Regions from separate parts of the Homo sapiens genome. Here region 1 is linked to region 2. A link is an interaction called in ENCODE POLR2A ChIA-PET data of the cell type or tissue named here. Cell type or tissue: HepG2. All regions are shown on one strand. Links, peaks and the distances in the headings refer to the core of each region. The heading gives the core; the rest is flanking DNA.

Evidence for each region. ChIA-PET counts read pairs that join two places held together with the same protein. Peaks named below come from ENCODE experiments on the same cell type or tissue, not always from the same donor. Only the 100,000 strongest peaks of a DNase experiment are listed, where the experiment ranks them.
Region 1: POLR2A ChIA-PET joins it to region 2 with 8 read pairs; 2 of 35 experiments call an interaction of 5 or more read pairs at or near these places.

Annotation. Positions count from the first base shown.
Region 1 is chr7:6,562,925-6,570,135 of GRCh38, reverse strand. No RefSeq gene overlaps it. Among named protein-coding and RNA genes, the nearest start is that of ZDHHC4, 11 kb to the left of the region's middle. In HepG2, for the core only: no CTCF peak of the experiment used is centred there; a DNase peak (open chromatin) is centred at 4,265.
Region 2 is chr7:5,795,372-5,802,582 of GRCh38, reverse strand. No RefSeq gene overlaps it. Among named protein-coding and RNA genes, the nearest start is that of RNF216, 17 kb to the right of the region's middle. In HepG2, for the core only: no CTCF peak of the experiment used is centred there; no DNase peak of the experiment used is centred there.

The DNA of each region.
Region 1 (7,211 bases), core at 1,372-6,371, 770 kb before region 2:
ATTCCCCATTCCCTAGCCCCCACTCACCAAATTATTCTTACAAAACCCTAGTCTCTGAATTTTCCAGGAGACTGATTTGAGTGATAAACTCCAGTCCTTCCACGTGGCTAGCCTTGCATTAATTAAGCTTTCTTTACTGCAATACCGTTGTCTCAGTAAATTGGCTCTATCTGTGCAGCTGAAAGAAGAGCCAGTCAGGCGATTAGACCATCAAGGGGGAGCATATACAGCTGACCCCAAAGTCATGTTGTCAAATGCATCCTCCTTTGTGTCTCTGAAACCATCACTGCAAAATTATAACTGAGAAAATTATGACAGTCAAAGAAATCAGACCTAACCAATTTTACGCTGTCCTTGTTCATCCTGGGCATAGGCTGAACTAACTTTGGGAAGTAATTCAGTTCATGGTTTGACTCTGAAACAAAACTGATAACAGCCCTTTCCCGAAAAGACCCCCTTCTTTCCTGGGGACCAGTCTGACTTTGCAGGACTAACAGATTAGCTACAAGATTAGAAATGACAGTTTAGGGGCTGTGCAGCCTCTGGCTCCAAGAGTCTGAACCTCCCCAGATTGCTCCTGGGGGTAACATTACTTTTATAAAACCTAAGGTCAGTGCTTGAGCTATTTTGCAGGCCCTGCACTGGATGGATCAGCTGACACCATCCAGACGAGTCATCGGGCTCCACCAGTTCTGCCATCCTACCCGGGAACAGAAGACAGCAAGAAAACCTCACTTCGACCTCCCATGATTCCATCTCCAACCTGACCAATCAGCACTGCCCACAAGCCCCTACCCGCCAAGTTATCTGTAAAAACTCTGTGGCTCACGCCTGTAATCCCAGCACTTTGGGAGGCCGAGGCGGGGGGATCACAAGGTCCGGAGATCGAGACCATCCTGGCTAACACAGTGAAACCCCGTCTCTACTAAAAATACAAAAAAGTAGCCGGGCGCGGTGGTGGGCGCCTGTAGTCCCGGCTACTCAGGAGGCTGAGGCGGGAGAATGGCATGAACCCGGGAGGCGGAGCTTGCAGTGAGCTGAGATCGCACCATTGCTCTCCAGCCTGGGCGACAGAGCGAGACTCTGTCTCAGACAAATAAATAAATAAATAAACAAACAAACAAATAAATAAATAAATAAAATAAAACTTTGTAATCTCAGCACTTTGGGAGGCTGAGGCAGGCGGATCATGGGATCAGGAGTTCAAGACCAGCCTGACCAACATGGTGAAGCCCTGTCTCTACTAAAAATACAAAAATTAGCTGGGCAGAGTGGCGCGTGCCTGTAATCCCAGCTACTCAGGAGGCTGAGGCAGGAGAATCGCTTGAACCCAGGAGATGGAGGTTGCAGTAGCCGATATCACGCCATTGCACTCCAGCCTGAGTGACAGAGCAAGATTCCATCTCAAAAAAAAGAAAAAACCAACTCTGATCCCCAAATGCTCGGGGAGACTGATTTGAGTAATAATAAAACTCCGGTCTCCCGCACAGCTGGCTCTGCATAAATTACTCTTTCTCCATTGCAATTCCCCTGTCTTGATAAGTCGGCTCTGTCTAGGCAGCGGGCAAGGTGACCCCTTGGGTGGTTACATCTCCGTAACTGGACTTAGTGTGGCTGCTGTGACCCACGTTCCAATGGGACAGCAAACCTGTCTCTCCTACCCTGCTTTTTTTTTTTTTTGAGACAGAGTCTCGCTCTGTCGCCCAGACTGGAGTGCAATGGCGCAATCTCTGCTTCCTGGGTTCAAGCAATTCTCATGCCTCAGCCTCCCAAGTAGCTGAGATTACAGGCACACGCCACCATGCCCAGCTAATTTTTTTGTTTTTACTAGAGACAGGGTCTCATCACGTTGGCCAGGCTGGTCTCAAACTCCTGACCTCAAATGATCCACCTGCCTTGGCCTCCCAAAGTGCTGGGATTACAGGCGGGAGCCACTGTGCCTGGCCTGCCCGCCTTCTTGAGTCTCCCCTCTTTGCCCATGGCTCAGACTTTTACTGCTCTTGGGTATGAAAAAAATGAGTTCTTGTGCAAGCAGTCCCACTCTATGGTTTATGGTGTAAAACAGAAGCTTTTGCAATATTTTTTTTCCCTTCCAAAATCCCCAACTTTGACACCAAAAATATTTTTTTTAAGTTTGTGTAGGAGGTATAGGGACAAAAAGGTAGCTCTTTTGAAGCTCAATCTCCCGTCACCTTCCCCCCACACACTCACAGACCCAGCTAATTCTAGCATGACTGTTGAGGGGAAGAGCAGCAGGTAGAAGGAACAGGAAGGGCAACTTCAAAGCGTGGTCCACTACATTTATTTATTTATTTTTATAATTTATGTTTTTGAGATGGAGTCTTGCTTCTTTGCCCAGGCTGGAGTGCAATTGGAGCGATTTCAGTTCACTGTAACCTCTGCCTCCTAAGTTCAAGCAGTTCTCCTGCCTCAGCCTCCCCAGTAGCTGGGATGACAGGCACATGCCACCATGCCTGGCTAATTTTTGTATTTTTAGTAGAGACGGGGTTTCACCATGTTGGCCAGGCTGGCCTTGAACTCCTGACCGCAGGTGATCCGCCCACCTCGGCCTCCCAAAGTGCTGGGATTACAGACGTGAGCCACCACGCCCGCTATTTATTTATGTTTATATTTATTTTATTTTATTTTTACTTATTTATTTATTTTTGAAACAGTCTTGCTCTGTCGCCCAGGCTGGAGTGCAGTGGCATGATCTTGGCTCACTGGAACTTCTGTCTCCTGGGTTCAATCGATTCTCCTGCCTCAGCCTCTGGAGTAGCTGGGACTACAGGCACATGCAACCACGCTTGACTCATTTTTGTATTTTTAGTAGAGACAGGGTTTCACCATGTTGGCCAGGCTGGTCTCAAACTCCTGACCTCAAGTGATCCGCCCACCTCAGCTTCCCAAAGTGCTGGGATTACAAGCGTGAGCCACCATGCCTGGCCATGCCTGGCCAATTTATCCATTTAAATTTAAATTTTAAATTTTAGAGACAGGATCTTGCTCTGTTGCCCAGACGGGTCTCCAACTTATGGCCTCAAGTGATCCTCCCTCGTCGGCATCCCAAAATGCGGGGATTACAGGCGCCACTGTGCCTGGCCCACTACATTGATTTCTATCAGCCTGACTTATTCTAGGCAGGACTGGAGATGGCTTACATAGGCTCGCAAAAACAAGGTAAAATAACTTTAAAGAGGCTGAGCACAGTGGCTCATGCCTGTAATCCCAGCACTTTGGGAGGTCAAGGTGTGAGGATCACTCGAGGCCAGAAGTTCGAGTCCAGCCTCGGTAACAAGAAAATATGAAAACTAGCCAGTCTTGATGGTACACTCCTGAGTCCCAGCCACTCAGGAGGCTAAGGTGGGAGGATCGCTTGAGCCCAGGAATTTGAAGCTGCAGTGAACCATGATCATGTCACTTCACTCCAGCCTGGGCAACAAAGCGAGACCCTGCCTCAAATAAATACATACATACGTAACTTTAAAGAGATTAGACTCATGGCCAGGCACAGTGGCTCATGCCTGTAACCCCAGTACTTTGGGAGGCCTAGGCGGGTGGATCACTTGAGGTCGGGAGTTTGAGATCAGCCTGACCAATATGGTGAAACCCCATCTCTACTAAAAATATAAAAATTAGCTGGGTGTGGCACATGTCTGTTATCTCAGCTACTTGGGAGGCTGAGGCAGGAGAATCACTTGAACCCAGGAGGCGGAGGTTGCAGTAGCCGAGATTGCGCCATTGCACTGCAGCCTGGGTGACAGAGCGAGACCCTGCCTCAAATAAATACATACATACATAACTTTAAAGAGATTAGAAGGGGGGCCAGGCGCAGTGGCTCACGCCTGTAATCCCAGTACTTTCAGAGGCTGAGCCGGGTGGATCACTTGAAGTCGGGAGTTTGAGACCAGCCTGACCAACATGGTGAACCCCCATCTCTACTAAAAATACAAAAATTAGCTGGGCGTGGTGGCACATGCCTGTAATCTCTGCTACTAGGGAGGCTGAGGCAGGAGAATTGCTTGAACCCATGAGGTGGAGGTTGCCATGACCTGGGATCGCGCCACTGCACTCCAGCCTGGGCGACAGAGCAAGACTCTGAAAAAAAAAAAGAGATTAGAAGGGGAAACAAGAAGAAGAGGATGTAAACATAAGACAAGGTGAAGCCAGGTATACCCATGGGCTGTTCTTACTTTGAAGTGGAAGTGACTGGGCTCAGAGAGGCTCCCACAGACACCAGGGCTCACAGACCAGCATACTGGACTTTGATGTGGTCACTGATGAAACTTCATTATGTAAAGCCACTGAGATTGGAGGTTGTTACAGTAGCTGGTATTAACGGTGCTAATACACTATGCTGGTTATTGGTGAAAGCCATGGCATAGCTCAGGGCTAACCATCAAGCCTGCCTTCAAAATGCCGTTACATTGGCTGGGCGCAGTGGCTCATGCCTATAATCCCAGCACTTTGGGAGGCTGAGGCAGGTGGATCACCTGAGGTCAGGAGTTTGAGACCAGCCTGGCCAATGTGGCAAAACCTCATCTCTACTAAAAATACAAAAATTAGCTGAGCATGGTGGCGGGCATCTGTAATCCCAGCACTTTGGGAGGCTGAGGTGGGAGGATTGCTTGATCCCAGGAGTTTGAGACCAGCCTGAGCAACATAGCAAAACCTTCTCTACAAGTAATAAAAAAATCAGTCGGGGCCAGGTACAGTGGCTCACATCTGTAATCCCAGCACTTTGAAAGGCTGAGGCGGGTGGATCACCTGAGGTCAGGAGTTCCAGACCAGCCTGGCGATCATGGTGAAACCCCATCTCTACTAAAAATAAAAAATTAGCTAGGTGTGGTGGTGGGCACCTGTAATCCCAGCTACTCAGGAGGCTGAGGCAGGAGAATCGCTTGAACCTGGGAGGCAGAGGTTGCAGTGAGCCAAGATCGCGCCACTGCACTCCAGCCTGGGCAAGAGAACGAGATTCTGTCTAAAAAAGAAAAAAATAAAATGCCGTTACATCACTGGTCAACTTCAGCTCTCAGTCACTGTGGTGGACAATCATCTGGGCCAACCCCCAATCCTGCAAGCTGTCACCCGTCCTTTTTTCTTTTGTCGCCTGAGATTTTGAGGACATAGCGCAGAAACACGGAGGCTTTAGATAAGAGTGTGTGACTGCAGGATACAAATCTCCTGTTTGGCCCAGGTGAGATGGCTCACTCCTATAATCCCAGCACTGTGGGAGGCTGAGGCAGGAGGATCGTTTGAGCCCAGGAGTTTGAGACCAACCTGAGCAACATATCAAGACCCCTTCTCTAGAAGTAATAAAAAATCAGTCAGTCGTGGTACGTGCCTGTGGTCCTAGCTGCTCTGGAGGCTGACGCAGGAGGACGGCTTGAGCCTGGGAGGTCGAGGCTGAAGTGAGCCATGATAATCACACCACTGCACTCCAGCCTGGGTGGAGTGCAAGATTGCGACTCAAAAAAATAAAAAAAATCCTCTGTTTGGACCCTGTCTCCTCAGTCCAGAAAGGCTGGATGTGTCAGCGTGGACTTGGCAGGAAGAGAGCGAGGCGCCAGCCAATTTTAAACGGGTGTCTGGGTTTTCCCACTCATTCCCTGTCTGCCCTCCTTTGCTGTCCTTGGCCAAAGCCTACCCAGGCTCTCAACACATCCAGAATGAAGAGCCCTTTAGCCATATTCTGATAAAATTTCACTGTGGCCGTACATTCATTTGCTGGGGCTACCTTAACAAAATACTACAGACCGGATGGCTTCAACAATAGACATTTATTTTCTTGTGGTTCTGGAGGCTGGAAGTCTGAGATCAAGGTGTTGGCAGGGCTGGTTCCTCCTGAGGCCTCACTCCTTGGCTTGTGGATGGCCGCCTTCATGCTGTGTCTTCACATGGTCTACCTTCTGTGCTTGTTCATGTCCAAATTTCCTCTTCTTATTTTTATATATTTATGTTTTTTAGAGACAGAGCCTCTCTCTGTCACCCAGGCTGGAGTGCAGTGGCATGATTATGGCTCACTGCCGCCTCCACTTCCTGGGTTCAAGCAATTCTCCCACCTCAGCTTCCTGAGTAGCTGGGACTACAGGCATGCACCAATATGTCAGGCTAATTCTTAAATTTTTTGTAGAGATGGGATCTTGCTATGTTGACCAGGCTGGGCTCAAGCCATCCTCCTGCCTTGGCCTCCCACAAAATTTAGTCTTCTTATAAGGACATCAGTCAGATTGGATTAGGATCCACCCTAATGACCCCATTTTAACTTAATTACCTGTTTAAAAGTCCTATTTCTAGGCCGGGCGCACTCCAGCCTGGGCAACAGAGTGAGACTGTGTATCTAAAAACAAACAGAAAAGAATTTGAACTTGTTTCCAAAATGCACACACAGAAACTCTTTAAACTCAACAATTAAAACAATTTTATTTATTTATTTATTTATTTATTTATTTTTTGAGACAGGGTTTTACTCTTCACCCAGGCTGGAATATAGTGGCAAGATCATGGCTCACTGCAGTCTTGACCTCCTGGGCTCAAGTGATGCTCGCATCTCAGCCTCCTGAGTAGCAGGGATTACAGGTGTGCACCACCATACCTAGCTAATTTTTTGTAGAGATGGGGATTCGCCATGCTGCCCAGACAGGTCTTGAATTCCTGGGCTCAAGCAATCTGCTAGCCTCGGCCTCCCAAAATGCTGGGATTACAGGTGTGAGCCACCGTGCCTGGCCAAAACAATTTTTTCTAAAAGACAAAATATGTGAATAGGTACATCATCAAAGAAGAAATACAGGTAGCAAATAAGGATATGAAAAGATGCTCAACATCATTTGACATTAGGAAAAGGCAAATTAAAACATCCCACTTGTAATCCCAGCAGTTTTTTTTTTTTTTTGAGATGGAGTCTCACTCTGTTGCCCAGGCTGGAGTGCAGTGGTGTGATCTTGGCTCACTGCAAGCTCTGCCTCCGAGGTTCACGCCATTCTCCTGCCTCAGCCTCCCCAGTAGCTGGGACTACAGGTGCCTGCCACCACGCCTGGCTAATTTTTTTTTGTATTTTTAGTAGAGAAGGGGTTTCACCATGTTAGCCAGGATGGTCTCGATCTCCTGACCTCGTGATCCACCCACCTTGGCCTCCCAAAGTGCTGGGATTACAGGCATGAGCCACTGCACCCGGCCTATCCCAGCACTTTGGGAGGCCAAGGCAGGAGGAT
Region 2 (7,211 bases), core at 1,180-6,179:
CTGTCTCAGCCTCCTGAACAGCTGGGATTACAGGCATGCATCACCACACCGGCTAATTTCTGTATTTTTAGTAGAGATGGGGTTTCACAATGTTGGCCAGGTTGGTCTCAAACTCCTGGCCTCAAGTGATCAGCCTGCCACAGCCTCCCAGAGTGCTGGGATTACAAGCTTGAGCGACCATGCCCAGCCCAAAAGAGGCTGAAGAATCTTAACTTCTAAATTTTATTGATTTAATTACTGTTTGAGTCAGGGTCTCACTCTGTCTCCCAGGCTAGAGTGCAGTGGTGCAATCATAGCTCACTGTAGCCTCCAACTCCTGACCTCAATCAATCCTCCTGCCTTAGCCTCCCAAAGTGCTGCACTTACAAGTGTGAACCACTGTGCCCAGCCCTTAATTTTTTAAAAAAGCTTATAAATCTCAGAAAATATTTCTTTCCGGCCAGGCGTGGTGGCTCACACTTGTAAGCCCAGTACTTTGGGAGGTGGAGGCGGGCGGATCACCAGAGGTCAGGAGTTCAAGACCGGCCTGGCCAACATGGCAAAACCCCGTCTCTACTAAAAACATACAAAAAAATTAGCCGGGCATGGTGGTGGGCACCTGTAATCCCAGCTACCTGGGAGGCTGAGGCACGAGAATCGCTTGAACCCGGGAGGCAGAGGTTGCAGTGAGCCAAGATCGCATCATTGCACTCCAGCCTGGGCAACAAGAGCGAAACTCCATCTCCAAAAAAAAAAAAAAAAAGGAAATTATTTATTTCCAACAGGAGAGAGCCTAGCACTTATAGCAAAGTGTTGAGCATGGATTCGATTACATAGCATTGGATCATGGCGGGTAACTACAAGAGAAGCAACTACAGGGTTGTGAGGGGATGAAAGAGCCAGAAGGAACCGATCTCAAGATGCGTATGAGAGCCTTAATCCACCGGGCACGGTGACTCATGGCTGTAATCCCAGTACTTTGGGTGGCTGCGGCAGACAGCTCACCTGAGGTCAGGAGTTCAAGATCAGCATGGCCAACATGGTAAAACCCCATCTCTACTAAAAACTACGTTGGGAGGCCAAAGCAGGCGGATCACAAGGTCACGAAATCAAGACCATCCTGGCCAACATGGTGAAACCCCATCTCTACTAAAAATACAAAAATTAGCTGGGCGTGGTAGCACACACTGTAGTCCCAGCTACTTGGGAGGCTAAGGAGGGAGAATCACTTGAACCCGGGAGGTGGAGGTTGCACTGAGCCGAGACGGCGCCACTGCACTCCAGCCTGGCAAAAAAACTACTCTATCTCAAAAACAAAACAAAACAAAACTACAAAAATTAGCTGGGCGTGGTGGCATGCACCTGTAATCCCAGCTACTCAGGAGGCTGAGGCAGGAGAATCGCTTGACCCCAGGAGCCGGAGGTTGCCGTGAGCTGAGATCACGCCACTACACTCCAGCCTGAGCAACAAGAGCGAAACTCTGTCTCCAAAAAAAAAAAAAAAAAAAAAAAAAAAGGAGCTTAAAACCAATAGCCAAGGGAGTTACAGTCACCAGATATTTAGTTCTCTATAGAAATTAAAGATAACATCTTGGGCCTGGTACGGTGGCACACACCTGTATCTCCATCACTTTAGGAGGCCGAGGCGAGCGGACCGCTTGAGCTCAGGGGTTTGAGACCAGCCTGGAAAACATAGCAAGACCCCTGCCTGCACTAAAAATACAAAAAATTAGCCAGGCGTGGTGGCACATGCATGTGGTCTCAGCTACTCGGGAGGCTGAAGTGGGACAATCACCTGAGTCCAGGAAGTGGAGGCTGCAGTGGGCAGATTGTGCCACTGCACTCCAGCAGCTGGGAGAAGAGAGTGAGACCCCATCCCCCAAAAAAAAAAAAAAAAAATCAATGAGAGGAAACAAGGACCGACTTTCATGGGGTCCAGATGCCTGGCACAGTGAGGCCAACCACCCACACCAAGGTTTGCAGTGAGAAAAAAGAGGGCATTTATTTGCAGGGCGCCACGCAAGGAGAGTCGAGCAGCTCATGTTTACATCCAGAACTCCCTGCTGGCTTGCAGGTAGGCGTCTTTAAAGGTAAGGAGGCAGAGGCAGGGCGCAGTGGCTCACGCCTGTAATCCCAGCACTCGAGGCGGGTGGATCACAAGGTCAGGAGATCAAGACCACAGTGAAACCCCGTATCTACTTAAAAAAAAAAAAAATACAAAAAATTAGCCAGGCATGGTGGCGTGCGCCTGTAGTACCAGCTACTCGGGAGGCTGAGGCAGGAGAATAGCGTGAATCCAGGAGGCGGAGCTTGCAGTGAGCCGAGATCACGCCACCGCACTCCAGTCTGGGTGATAGAGTAAAACTCTGTCTCAAAAAAAAAAAAAAAAAAAAAACAGAAGATAAGGAGGCAGAGGTTACGGCAAAGTCATAAATCAGTATGGAGGCTATACGTTGGTTTGGCCCTAAAAGGTGGGGTATCTTAAAGTGGGGGCTTACAGGTCATAGGTAGATTCAAAGATTTTTTTTTTTTCTAATTGGTTAAGGAAGAGAAGCTTTGTTTAAAAATGTGGAGTTGGCGGGCGCAATGGCTCACACCTGTAATCCCAGCACTTTACGAAGCCAAGGGGGGGCGCAGACCACCTGAGGTCAGGAGTTCAGGACCAGCCTGGCAACATGATAAAACCCCATCTCTACTAAAAGTACAAGAATTAGGTAGGATGCGGTGGCGGGTACCTGTAATCTCAGCTACTTGGGAGGCTGAGGCAGGAGAAAAGCTAGAACCTGGGAGGCAGAAGTTGCAGTGGGTCAAGATCACAGCACAGCACTCCAGCCTGGGCGACACAGCAAGACTCTGTCTCAAAAAAACAAAACAAAACAAAAGGACAGCACTCGGAGAGCTTCAATGCTGAACATGTGGAGATGCCGGGAGGGTGGTGTACCCAGAGAGGGCATGGAAGCTCCACCCCTTCCCACAAAACTTGCCCCTTCGGCCTCGGCATCTGGCCATTCCTCTGCATTTTTCGTAATGCCCCTTATAGTAAACTGGTAAACAGGCCGGCCATGGTGGCTCACGCCTATAATCCCAGCACGTTGGGAGGCTGAGGCGGGCGGATTACTTGAGGCCAGGAGTTCAAGACAAACCTGGCCAACATAGCAAAACCCCGTCTCTACTAAAAATACAAAAATTAGCCAGGCGTGGTAGCAGGTGCCTGTAATCCCAGCTACTTGGGAGGCTGAGGCAGGAGAATCGCTGGAGCCCAGGAGGTTGGTTGCAGTGAACCGAGATCACACCTCTGCACTCCAGCCTGGGCGACAGAGCAAGACTCCGTCTCAAAAAAAAACCACAAAAATTGCTTTGTGTTAAGTATAGAGTGGTGTGAGAGTAGAAAACACACTTTGGTCTTATTTTATTTTTATTTCAGAGACAGGGTCTGGTTCTGCCACCTGGTATGATCATAGCTCACTATAGCCCTGAACTCCTGGGTGCAAAGCATCTTCTCACCTCAGCCTCCCTAGTAGCTGGGACAAGTGCACACCATCATGCCTGGCTTTTTTTTTTTTTTTTTTTTTTTTTTTTTTGTAGAGAATGAGGATCTCACTGTGTTGCCCAGGCTGGTCTCAAACTCCTGGCCTAAAGTGATCCTCTTGCCTCAGCCTCCCAAAGTACTGGGATTACAGCCATGAGCTACCACACGCTTCCTATTTATTATAAAAAAATTTTTTTGGCCAGGCATGGTGGCTCACACCTGTAATCCCAGCACTTTGGAAGGCTGAGGTGGGTGGATCACTCGAGGCCAGGAGTTCAAGACCAGCCTGGCCGACATGGCAAAACCCCGTCTCTACTAAAAATACAAACATTAGCTGGGTGTGGCAGCACATGCCTGTAATCCCAGCTACTCGGGAGGCTGAGGCACGAGAATCACTTGAGACTGGTTGGCAGAGACTGCAGTGAGCCGAAATCATGCTGCTGCACTCCAGCCTGGGCAACACAGAGAGACTCTGTCTCCAAAACAAAAGTATTTTTTATAGAGAACGAGGTGTCACTTTGTGCCCAGGCTGGTCTCAAACTCCTGGTCTCAAGTGATCCTCTCACCTCAGCCTCCCACTGGGATTACATTCATGTCACTGTACGGGGCCTATTTTTTTTTTAATTTTAATTTTTTTTTGTAGAGACAGGTTCTTGCGATGTTGTCCAGGCTGGTCTCAAACTGCTAGTCTCAAGCAATCCTCCCATCTCAGCCCCTCAAAGCACTGGGATTATAGGTGTAGGCCACTGTGCCTGGCCTTGTTTTATCTTTTTTTTTTTTTTCTTTTGGAGACAGTCTTGCTCTGTTGCCAGGCTGGAGTGCAATGGCGCGATCTCAGCTCACTGCAACCTCCGCCTCCAGGGTTCAAGTTATTCTCCTGCCTCAGCCTCCCCGGTAGCTGGGATTACAGGCACGCACCACCACGCCCAGCTAATTTTTGTATTTTTAATAAAGACGGAATTTCACCACGTTGGCCAGAATGGTCTTGAACTCCTGACCTCAAGTGATCCACCCACCTTGGCCTCCCAAAGTGTGGGATTCCAGCCATGAGCCACCACGCCCAGCCAAATCTTATATAGTGCTGAAGGCTTTTAAGTATCATTTTCCATCTTCCCCTGTGACTGACATCTGGGGAAGTTGATAAAAACCCTCAGTGCTCCCTCCTTTGCCACCAATGGGAGCTTTAAACCACACAAGCCCGAGTGCACAAACCCTCACCCAGCCACACCCACCAACCACCATAAAAACCCCAAGCCAGCCTCCTTTGCCTGTTCTCCAAAGACATTTTATTATTTTTTTTGAGATGGAGCCTCACTATCACCAGGCTGGAGTGCAGTCGTGTGATCTTGGCTCACTGCAACCTCCGCCTCCCGGATTCAAGCAATTCTCTTGGCTCCACTTCCAGAGTAGCTGGAATTTACAGGTGCCCACCACCACGCCCGGGTAATTTTTGTATTTTTAGTAGAGATGGGGTTTCGCCATGTTGGCCAGGCTGGTCTCGACCTCAAATGATCTGCCCACATTGGCCTCCCAAAGTGCTGGGATTACAAGCAGAAGCCACCACGATACATCAGTTTTATTTATTATTATTATTTTTCTTTAAACTTCTAGTTCAGCAGAAAGTTTTAAAAAAATAGAGATAGGGTCTCGCTATATTGGCCAGGCTGGCCTTGAATTCCTGGCCTCACGCAATCCATCAGCCTTGACCTTCCAAAGTACAGGGATGAGAGGTGTAAACCACCATGCCCGGCCCCAGATGGCATTTGTTTTTTTTTTGTGACAGAGTCTTGCACTGTCACCCAGACTGGAGTACAGTGGCTTGATCTTGGCTCACTGCAACCTCTGCCTCCCAGGTTCAAGCGATTCTCCTGCCTCAAGACTCCCAAGTAGCTGGGATTACAGGAGCATACCACCACACCAGGCTAATTTTTTGTATTTTTAGTAGAGACAGGGGTTTCACCACATTGGCCAGGCTGGTCTTGAACTCCTGACTTCAGGTGATCCCCCCGCCTCGGCTTCCCAAAGTGCTGGGATTAGAGGAGTTAGCCACCATGCCCAGCCTAGGATGTCATTTTTTGTTGTTCCCTTGATTGAGAGAGAGTTCTGCAGCAGGTTCTGGTGTGCTCCAGCTGGCCCTGCTGCGTAAAGCCACGTTATATGGTATATCCCAGGGTACCACATATACCAACGGAAGATGTCATGGTGCTAAAGGTAACAATGGTAGGTGGAGTCTCTGGCGAGCACTAATAGAAAAGCTGCAGCTCTGCGCACGGTGGCTCACGCCTGTTATCCAGCACTTTGGGAGGCTGAGATGAGAGAACAGCTTGAGCCTAGGAGTTCAAGATCTGCCTGGGCAACACAGGAAAATCCCTTCTCTACAAAAAATACAAAAAATTAGCTGGGTGTGGTGGCATGTGCCTGCAGTCCCAGCTACTTGGGAGGCTGAGGTGAGAGGATCACCTAAACCCAGGAAGTGGAGGCTGCAGTGAACCATGATTTTACCACTGCACTCCAGCCTGGGGGTTGGACTGAGGCCCTGTCTCGAAAGAAAGACAGAAAGAGAAAAAAGCGGAAGGAGGGACGGAAGGAAGGGAGGAATTAGGGAAGGCAGGAAGGCAGGGAGGGAGGGAAGGAAGGACAGAAGGAAGGGAGGGAGGGAGGATGGAAGGAAGGGAGGGAGGGAGGATGGAAGGAAGGAAGCAAGGGAGGAGGGTAGGAGAGGGGAGGAAAGGGAAGGGAAAGAAAAGAAAGGCTGTTGCCACAGTGGAGATACCGAGGATTATAGAACAAAGCCCCATTCTTTAGCACATTTATGATTCAAATTGCAGCTCTTTGGCCGGGCGCGGTGGCTCACGCCTGTAATCCCAACACTTTGGCAGGCTGAGGTGGGCAGATCACGAGGTCAGAAGATCGAGACCATCCTGTCTAACAAGGTGAAACCCCATCTCTACCTAAAAATACAAAAAATTAGCCGGGCAGGGAAGATATAGACCCCACCCCCTTTGGGAGGCATACCAAAGTCACATTGGAAATTGCATAGATACAGGGAAGGCATGATGGGGGAGTCCTTATTTCAACAACTTACTGCTGTTGTCTCTGTTTGCACAGCTGAGTCCACTCTAAGAACCGGCAGAAGACTCTTACCATCCTCATGGTCTAGGCCACTGTGCAGTTCTGAACTTCTGCTCCAACTAGTGCTGATACGTGTCAGCTAGACCCAGAAAATTTTTTTCCTTACAGGCAGGGTCTCGCTCTGTGGCTGGAGTTCACTGGTGCCATCTCGGCTCACTGCAACCTCCGCCTCCCGGGTTGAAGTGATTCTCCTGGCTCAGCCTCCAGAGTAGCTGAGACTACAGTCGTGTGCCACCATGCCCAGCTAATTTTTGCAACTTTTTTTTTTTTTAAACTAGAGACAGGATTTTGCCATGTTTACTAGGCTGGTCTCAAACTCCTGGCCTCAAGGGGTCTACCCGCTTTGGCCTCTCAAACTCTTGGGATTACAGATGTGAGCCACTGCACCCCAGCTTAGGTAATTTTTTTCTGATTTTTATGTATTTATTTTTTGAAATGGAGTCTCACTCTGTCACCCAGGCTGGAGAGGAGTAGCGCAGTCTCGGTTCATTGCAACCTCTGCCTCCCGGGTTCAAGTGAGTCTCCTGCCCCAGCCTCCCAAATAGCTGGGATCACAGGGACCCGCCACCAT